2 separate regions of the Homo sapiens genome follow, and region 1 is linked to region 2. A link is an interaction called in ENCODE POLR2A ChIA-PET data of the cell type or tissue named here. Cell type or tissue: PC-3. All regions are shown on one strand.

Region 1 (5,000 bases), 440 kb before region 2:
TATTCAAAAAAATGATTATTGAGCCCCTCTATGTGCAGACACTATGCTAGGCACTGAGGCCACTGCAATGAATAAAACAGATGGTCCCGCTCTCTTGGCACTAAAATTCTGGTAGCAGGAGACACAGAATGAACAAAACTGTCCTTTATCAAGGACCTACTTTGTACCCTGTAAATATGTTTTCTCTAATCTTGCAATGTAGATATTGTTAGTGTATTTTCTACATCAGAAGTAAGGCTTAGAGGTGAAATAATGCTTTGTGAACAGCTTGTTTATTATGTACCTGTTTAATAAGTAATAATAACACCTAACATTTGTTGAATGCTTACCACGTGCTGAACACTACTTTAAGTGCTTTCTATATGGAAGCCCCTTTAATGCCAGTGAAAACCCTATGAGGGAGCTTCTATTTTTCACATTCCACAGAGGAGGAAACTGAGGCTTGGAGAAGCCACATGGTACCAGAGCCAAAAGTAGAATCCAGGTATTCTAACGTCAGAGTCTGAACTCTTAACCACTGTGCCACTGTCTCTTAGATTACATTCCGAGGCTATCACTGGCTTACTAACTGTGATGCAAAATTGTGACATAATCATTCTTTACCAACAATTTGGAATCTAACTTTTAATGATTTGTCTTCGGTTCCAGAACCCTTAGAATCATAGCACTTTGCAGTGTTTTTACAAGCTAGTCTATAAAGGGGCCAGAAGAAAATATTTTTGCACAGAAAAACAATATAGTTCTAGAGAGAGATTTGAAGTGACTTTCTTTGTGCTCCCTCCCCACCCCTCACTGCCTTTCCTGGGTGAGTTTTTTCACCCTCCTCCTCACTCTCTTCCTAGGATGGCAGTGTACCCTGGACTCAGCAGTGGGCAGCTGCCTAGGACACACGGCCCCATTTTTCAATCTGTAATTATGAAGTATATTGTATTTTTAGAGTTTGATTTTCTTATTAAAAAAACTTATATTCACATGAATATGGTACATATTAGCACTCATCCTTGCTTTCCTTGTAAGTTTGCCCATCTTGAAATTCTAGGAGGGTTGAGAACAGGCGTCTTTCATTAGATGCGTGTATGAGAAACTCATTGTGGAGAAGGGGTACATCTAAAATAAAATAAAAACTGAAACAGAACAATCTTCTTGAATCAGCAGTTGCCATCACTCTTTTCTTTCCTTCTGGACCTGTTCCAGTGGCCCTGGAAGAACAATGAAACATCATGGGGATAAGTGGGAAGACAATTCAAAACAGAAGACTACTTCTCTAGATTTTGTGTTTCAAAACCAGAGATGGGAATTGTTGAGGGGAGTACACTGATACATGTTAATGTCCAAGTCACAGATTTTCAGCAGACAGGAGAATAAAATCCATGCCAATGATGGAAACTTGGGAACTTGGCACATTTTATGTTGTCCTTTAATACTTGACTGAATGTATATTTTATTTATCCAAGAAGTCATATTAATTATTATACCATAAGAGATCTAATTTACCATATAGACTTACAGAGTACCACATACACATTTCCAAAACATTCCCTCTCTGCCCCCTAAAATCCCATGAATTTGGTGCATATTTGTTGTGACAAATCAATTGCCAAAAGACTGTCTTTATAATTACCTATTTGCTCAAGAAACTCCCTTCCTTTCCTCTCTCTTCCATGTGATTACTGCCTAAAATACTCAGGTGTTTGAAGCAAAGTTTTAATCTTTTACTTTCTAGAAAGCATCTTATTCAGTCTCCTTCTGATGCTTAACTCATTGTTGAACAGAAATAGGTTTGGAGAAATGATTGCTTGCTTGATAAGTGGTTATTTATGGGTAGACTTGTAGAAAAGAAAATAAGACTCAAGTGCTCACAGCAGCCAGCAAATATCCACGGCTCTCCACCCTCCATTAAACATGCTCTGGGCTGTTTTTCTAGGAATGGTGAAGAATTTGCACTGATATTATCAGCTCTCTAGCTAGTCCTTCTGGTGACCAGTGTTAATCAGCTTGATCTTAAAGTAGGTTTAGGGAATACTGAGTAATGGGACAGAGATTTTTCACAATTATATTCCTCCACAGAATTATCTTCAAGCCAAGTGGCTCATCTTAGCAATTAACTCAAATGCAAGAAAGTTAGAGAAAGTCAGCATGGATAACAAGCAAATGAAACATGGGTGACTCCTGGCTTGTCCATAAAAAGAGAGGTATAGCAGTAAGAATACTCTCTTGGAAATGTGGGTTCAAATCCTGCCACTGTCATTTATTAGCTGTGCAATGCCGGGCAAGTTATTTAACTTCTCTGGTCTCTTGTTTCTTCACCTATAATATAGTATCAACAATATCTGCATTATACAATTGTCATGGAATTAAATGACCATTACCATCAATCAAAGATAGGACTTAGCGAGTGAGTCTTTGGACCACATAAAAGTTAACTCAAAATGTACAAAACACACACACAAATGTGTCATTGTAAGTGAAAGAGCCATCATGGTACTTATAACAATAGTACAATACAGTATTTCTTTGGATTTCAGGGGGGTCTTGATTCTGAAGGCAGGTTGTTTTCATAATAAAGATGTCATGATGTCTTGAATTGGGCTAGTTTAGCTAAGCCCAGATCAAATGAAGAAAAAGAAACTAGTCAAGATCATTATCTTTACCACTTGCTCTGGAATGTGTTTCTCAAATATGTATTTAGATGAATGCATGGCTGTCGTAACACACTCCCACAATTACCTACATACCAAAGTAACTTCCCGTCTCCCCATCACCCCAGTGCCCTTTTCTCCCATATATTTTAAAGTGATAAGGCTCAATGTAAACTTCCTCCTTCCCAAACGTTTAGGGCAGTTCCTGCCAAAGTGCCCCATTCTACAAAGTGATTTAGTACTTTAACCTTGCTCCAGACACTCTGACATCTCTGTTTAGTCTCTGGTGTAAAAAGGTTCGTCTCTCATATTTCTTGAGGTTGGGGAAAGGAAATGGTCACAGAGTTTAGGTGAGGGTGGGAAAGTGATGCCCTGCTCATTTGGGGTTTTGTCTTCCAGAGTTCTTCCTCCATTTTCCTGATGCCACCAGTATTAAGGCCATTGTGTGTGAACAGATTGCACACATCTGTCCTGCTGTTGCCCTGATGACAGTGTACTGCCTTGTTCCTGGTGGTCTCATTTGTTTTACAAGCTAGGGTACCTGGAACAGAGGTGGTCAAGTAACTCTGTGTGGGACTTCGATCCTCCTTTAAGGGAAGGACCTACATGGAGATGTGATTAATGAATATACCTCCCTTACCTTTCTTGGCTGAAAGAATAGCAGCTGTTACTTTATTCTCTTTCAAAGGATAAGGGCCAATATGCAGAGGTGAGTGAGGCCTCTCATTTGATGATTGAATCTCCTTCTGTGCTTTTTGGGAAAAAATGCCTTGATGGTTGTCTTCAGCTATTTAGAATTAGAAAGTATGAAGAAAATGTTTTCATATTGGTTTTTACTTTAAACATTTTTTAAAAACCTATGAACTTTATTTTCTAGAGTCGACAGCCCTGTAGCCGTGGGTATTGGGATAACTTTCCCTATCCCTCTCCCTATGGTGTGAGAAGGGACATTAAACCTCATCCTTTGTTTGCCACTTTGGTTTCCAGTGCTCTGCCTTGACCACTTAGCACTCTCTCCGAATAGCTGTAGGTCGAGAATAGTGGGCAGGAGCATCAGAGAAGAGTTGGCGTGAGAACGGAACAGCACCACAAAATAGAAGGCGAGAGGGAAAAAAGCATCTCGGAGGAAGAAAATACTGCCGCCTGGTACTCCCTGGTACCCAGAGATATCCGGCGTATTGTGCTTACACTACTCGCCGGTTCCACAGGGAGAGAGCCGGAAGAATTGCAGGCTTTGGTGGTGACAAGTTCAGGCACTCATGGGAAAGAGAGTGGGCCCCTTTCTGAGAGAAATCATTTTGAGCACAGCCAAGCCAAGATATTTTGAGATGTGATTCAGACCTGAGAATGAAACTGCGGGGGGATGGGATACTTCGGTTGGGAACAGATTAGCCCATTTTTAACATAGTTGAAATGTTGAAGTGGTGCCATCCTAACAAATGAATACTTAGCCCCGGGTTTCGAGAAAGTGGCCAAGGATAAAAGAGGCTAAGTGCATGGCATCAAAGCCAAAGCTGGCCTCCTTATCTGTGGGAGCTGCAGTTGGTTTTCTCAGAGGCAGAAAGTACACTGAACCTAGTTACATAAGACCCGAGTTCAAGTTCCCACTCCATTCCACTTGGTGTTAAGTCCTTTAAACTGTTACTTAACTGCTTTATAATCTGCATTATAGGTTGTTAAAAATAAGAACATATGAAATACTAAGGGCTTATAATGAAAATTATAAGTGATACGATTCAAATACGAATGAAATTATAAATTGAAGGTCATGGCTTCAATTTCCACTTAAGCTAATTACCTTTGTATTAAGATTTTTGAGCAAACCCAACCAGTTATCTGGCAATCGTAGACACCATTTTAATCAGTACTTTACCTTCTAAATATGCAAATATTTAGAGTTCACACAAACTCTAAATATGTTCATGTGAACAGGGCCACTACCTGAATATTAAACCACCATTAGAATCTGATACTCGTCATTGAAATACAGCATAACCTTTTAATACATTTGTGGAAACACCATTTTAAATTGTTAAAAAAAAAAAAAACTCAATTAACTGTAATTGGATTACACTATAATTGGATTTTAGTGGGATTGGGGAGGATAAAGAATGAAGAAAAGTGAAGATACAGCTAATAAAACAGAAGAGCTCATATTAATATAGATAATTTAATCTTTTGAGAGTTTTTTGTCTTTTCCAATAGTTTTTCAGCCCAAAAAGCATGGAACTGTGTTCCATTAGCTACAGCCTTTAGGAAAACCTTAAAAGTCATGCCTCCTTTTTTCTCTAGGATGACACCTTGCCTGAGGCAGACTTTGAAGATGTTCTGAAAATGAGGGAAAGAGGGATATTTAGCATG
Region 2 (5,000 bases):
GGAGTTAAGAGACCAGCCTGGCCAACAAGGTGAAACCCCATCTCTACTAAAAATACAGAAAAGTAGCCGGGCATGATGGCACGTGCCTTTAGTCCCAGCTACTCAGGAGGCTGAGACACAAGAATTGCTTGAACCTTGGAGGAAGAGGTTGTAGTGAGCCGAGATTGCACCACTGCACTCCAGCCTGGGTGACAGAGTGAAACTCTGTCTAAAAAATAATAATACACCATAATTCAGCCGGGCATGGTGGCTCATGCCTGTAATCCCAGCACTTTGGGAGGCCCAGGCAGGCAGATCACCTGAGGTCAGGAGTTCAAGGCCAGCCTGGCCAACATTGTGAAACCCCATCTCTACTTAAAAAAAAAAACACACACACACACAAAAATTAGCTGAGCATGGTGGCAGGCGCCTGTAGTCCCAGCTACTCAGGAGGCTGAAGCAGAAGAATCACTTAAACCCAGGAAGCGGAGGTTGCAGTGAGCCAAGATTGTGCCATTGCACTCCAGCCTGGGTGACAAAAGTGAAATTCCATCTCTCCATGTGTTATTAGTACACAGTTACAAAAACAAAAACAGCACTGAACTGGTATAAAAACACAGACCAATAGAATAGAATAAAGAAGCTATCAATAGGTTGGGTGCAGTGGCCCATCCCTCTAATCCAAGCATTTTGGGAGGCCAAGGCGGGAGGATCACTGGAGCTCAGGAGTTCGAGATGAGCCTGGGCAACATGAAACACTGTCTCTATGAAAACTACAAAAAATTAGCCAGGCATGGTGGTGCGCACCTGGAGTCCCAGCTACTTGGGTAGTCGAGGTGGGAGGATCGCTTGAGCCTGGTAGGTCAAGGCTGCAGTGAGCCAACATCACACCACTGCATTCCAGCCTGGAGAACAAAGTGAGATCCTGTCTCAAAACAAAGACAAAAACAAAAACAAAAACAAAACAAAAAACAAAACAAAAAACTATCAATAAATCCATGCATTTACAGCCAGCCCATTTTTGGTAAAGCTATCAAGAACATACAATGGGGAAAGGATACTCTCCTGTTCAATAAATGCTGCCAAGAAAACTAGATGTCTATTGCAGAAGAATGAAACTACACCTGTATAAATCACATATAAAAACCAAAATAGATTAGACTTAAATATGAGACCTGAAACTATGAAACTACTTGAAAGAAACATTTGGGAAACATTTCAGGACACTGGTCTAGGCAGAGATTTTTTCTGAGTAAAACCTCAAAAGCACAGGCAATGAAAGCAAAAATTGACAAATAGAATTACATCAAGCTGAAAAGCTTCTGCACAGCAAAGAAAACCATCAACAAAGTGAAAAGACAACCTAAAGAATGGGAGAAAATATTTGCAAGCTACCCATCCAGCAAAGGATTAATAACCGCAATATATAAAGAACTCAAACAACTTAGTAACAAAAAAGAATCCTACTACAAAATGGACAAAATATCTGAATGGACATTTCTCAAAAGATGACATACGAATGGCCAACAGGTATATGAAAAAATGCTCAATATTACTAATCATCAGAAAAAAGGAAGTCAATACCATAATGAGGTATCGCTGCACCCCAGTTAAAATGACTAATAGTCATTTTATTTATTTATTGCTGGAATAGTCATTTCCAGCAAAAGATGGAAAATAAATGCTTGTGGGCATACAGATAAAGGGGAATGCTCATACACCCTTGGTGGGAATGCAAATTAGTATAGCAGCTATGGAAAACAGTATGGAGGTTCCTCAAATAATTAAAAATAGAACTACCATATGATCTAGCAATCCCATAGCTGGGTATATATACAAAAGAAAGAAAATCAGTATATCAAAGAGATATCTGCACTCCTACATTTATTGCAGCTCTATTCACAACAGCTAAGATATAGAATTGATATAAGTATCCAACAATGGATAAATAGCTAGAAGAAAAGGTTTGAATGTTTCCAACACAAATAAATGATAAATGTTTGAGGTGATGAATATCCCAATTACCCTGATTTGATTGCTACACATTGTATGCACATATCAAAATATCACATGCACCCCATAAAAATGTACAACTATCATGTATCAATAAAATACCCATAGAATATACAAAAAAGAAACTAACAGAAAACAATTTAAAATATTTTAAATGACAAAACAATTAAATGACAATTAACAATAATGTTAGCCTATAAAGCTATTTTCTAAAACAATTTGGTAAGGAGAGTAGCATTGTTTTATAGTTCTACAAATCTCTTTAATGTTTAGCTTGATAGAAGGCAGCTGAATTACCATACCTGCTTCTGCATTCAACTTGCTGCAATACATGTTGTAAAACCTGGCTTCACACAGGTAGATATTTGGAAAAAGAGGGGTATTTAATAGCTTTTTCAGATGATAGTGTGCTTTTATATTATACCAAACATTGATGAAGTAGTTGAAGGATACTGGTTCTTAGTCAATTCTCATAAAAATTATCTCTTAAAACTATGACATTATTGGAGCACAATACCAAAAACTAATCAGGTCTCTGTACCATGGTTCTTACAAATTTAAGATGAGCCTTCTAGAGGCCGGAGTCATATTCCCTTACTTTCCTGCCCAAAGCATCCATTCCTGTTTCTTCCTCCAAGGCTTCAGGCTACAGGGCAGAAGACAGAAGATCTCCTGGCCTCCATGAAACTTTGCTTATTTAGAGATTCAGGGTTGGTAAAAGGTAGTTGGTTTTTCTTTTCACTCCTAGGCTAAACCCTGCATAGGTGTTTTAAAATAGGGTTCATAATTGAGTTCTCAGGTGAGACTGATTTTCTTCTCAATGAAAAGATTTTTTTTTTTCCTATTAGATTCATCTGTATATGGTTGTTTCTCAAAACTCAGAGGGTAATAAAGGAGGAGGCAAGATAGAGGGTTTTTATTGAAAGTAGGTTATGCAAACTTGGCTTGAAAGGTACTTATCATTTTAAAAATTATGCCTAATGATGCATCAAATACAAAAACATATAATACATCAATAGTCAACCCTTTCCCCATAAAGGCAAAGTTACTGAGAAATGTTTATTTTTCCTCTGGTAATGGCTAATCCAGGTAATAATATGAAAGCAAATGGAAAATTCACATTGCTTCTTTCATTGCTTCTGTCCCTTAAACCTGTTAATCTTTCAGAACCACATTACTGAGGTGCTGGCCTGTGCATGGAAACCCAATGATATCCAGGTCTTACAGGTCCAGGGCCCAGTGGACAGACAGGCCCTGGTCCTCCACGCTGGCCACCATGTCTTCGATGGCATTCCAGTCCAGCTTGCTGAGGATGCTGCCAGTGCTCTCAGACACGCTGTCCACACCGCCCACCCCAAAAGGATGCTCTGGCTCTTCCTCTTCAGTTGGAGACAAGTCCTATTAAATTGAAAAGACAATTGTGGTCCTAGCCCCTAAAAACAAACAAAAAAACAAAAACAAAAAAACCTGGAACGTGAACTAAGCTTTCCAAAAATTCTAGAGTTGCTCATCCATCAAAAGGCTGAAGGAAATGTGCCAGGAAATAGGGCTGTGATTGCCCAGCACATCCAGATGGACAAGAGCTGAACATCATCTCACACAACGAGATGCTGGCACCAGATGTGAAGACAGGGCAGAACGGATGTTGATACTTGTAGTACGATTTTATGTTCTTACATTTTGGTCATTTTTTAGTTAAAAAATACAGTCACAGAGAAGTCTGAAAGACAAATGCTGAAGTACTAAGCCAAAAGGGAAGATGCTTTGCATCACGATTTCAAACTGACCTAACAACTTTTCAGTATTTCCACATCCCACAAAAAACAAACTAAAAAACAAACAAACAAACAAACAAAAAACCTGAAGAACATAGAGCAATCACTAGACAAACAAAATCTAGAACAATGCTTACTTGTAGAAGGGAATTGTGACTCTCATGAAGAATCTTATGGATTTCTGAAGGTATCGTCCAGGGACTCACCACAGTCTCCTCTCTTTCATACTCTACACACACCTGCTTGGTTTGAGGTGCAAGCCCAGCACTTCCATGTTTTTTTGTATGCTGCAGACTATGACACGGAGCATTAGAGCCTTTTAAGGGATAAGAACAAAGCACACATTGGGATTGATTCATTCATTCATTCATTCATTTGTTAATTGTGACTTTTATCATCAAAGCCAAGGTAGTCACATTTTAAATAATATTTGAATCACAAGGTCTGGAAATGGTTCACTTTAGAGTTCGAACAATTCCTGTCCTGTCACTGTACGAGATGGAAACTGAATTCCAGCCTTTGGATTTGAAAACTATTAGTAATTAATCTTTAAGACAAGAAAATCTAGGGAGGAGAGGCCACAGATATAACAGAACGGTGGAGAGGTATTGACACCAAAGTTGGGTGAACTCTGAGACCTGGGCCTTCCCTGTCTTTTACAGAAAGTCTTGTGAAAACTTCTTAGAAGCAATGTTTTGGGCATCTTCACCCAGGCTTAATGCTTACAATCTGCCTTTAGGCAAAGGCATCACAGTGAGTGTGGTGACAATACATTATGACCCTCTTTCTTCTTACTGCATATATCAGTATTTGTTGAAAAGAAATTTTCATTCCAGCTAATGCCCAGAGGCAGCTTAGTAAACCCACAAACCAATAAGGTTTCTCTGCACAAAGCCCTAGAGGAGCCTACCTCACCTAACACAATGTTCCAAAGCCAATATCACAGCATGTTCTACCCTTCGAGGTGATTTCATGAAGAAACACCCAAGACATGGGACAAGATGGGAAGTAAATATAGATCCCAAACAAGCAGTCATGTGGCTCCCTGAAGAGGGGAGAAGAGGTATGACAATGCTGAAGTTTGGGCCCTCTTTGTCTTTTGTAACTCTACCAACCTTATGTACTTGAAGCTGAAGATATCTCCAAGAAATAAAGCCCCCAAAATAATCACAGCACACACTTTGGCATTTAGTATAGGCTAATAAGCACTTTTACATTCAGTCCCTTGAACTT

What was found. Peaks named below come from ENCODE experiments on the same cell type or tissue, not always from the same donor. Only the 100,000 strongest peaks of a DNase experiment are listed, where the experiment ranks them.
Region 1: POLR2A ChIA-PET joins it to region 2 with 6 read pairs; 2 of 35 experiments call an interaction of 5 or more read pairs at or near these places.

What each region holds. Positions count from the first base shown.
Region 1 is chr5:36,665,286-36,670,285 of GRCh38, forward strand. All of the region lies in intron 3 of SLC1A3 (solute carrier family 1 member 3), which reads left to right. It overlaps SLC1A3-AS1 (SLC1A3 antisense RNA 1), which reads right to left. Exons shown (of 2, transcript XR_007058736.1): 2 at 610-3,426. Among named protein-coding and RNA genes, the nearest start is that of SLC1A3-AS1, 57 kb to the right of the region's middle. In PC-3, no CTCF peak of the experiment used is centred here; a DNase peak (open chromatin) is centred at 2,716; H3K27ac peaks cover 1,820 bases.
Region 2 is chr5:37,104,389-37,109,388 of GRCh38, forward strand. It overlaps CPLANE1 (ciliogenesis and planar polarity effector complex subunit 1), which reads right to left. Exons shown (of 53, transcript NM_001384732.1): 52 at 3,905-4,083; 53 at 1,847-3,390. The coding sequence ends at 3,214. Among named protein-coding and RNA genes, the nearest start is that of CPLANE1-AS1, 140 kb to the right of the region's middle. In PC-3, no CTCF peak of the experiment used is centred here; no DNase peak of the experiment used is centred here.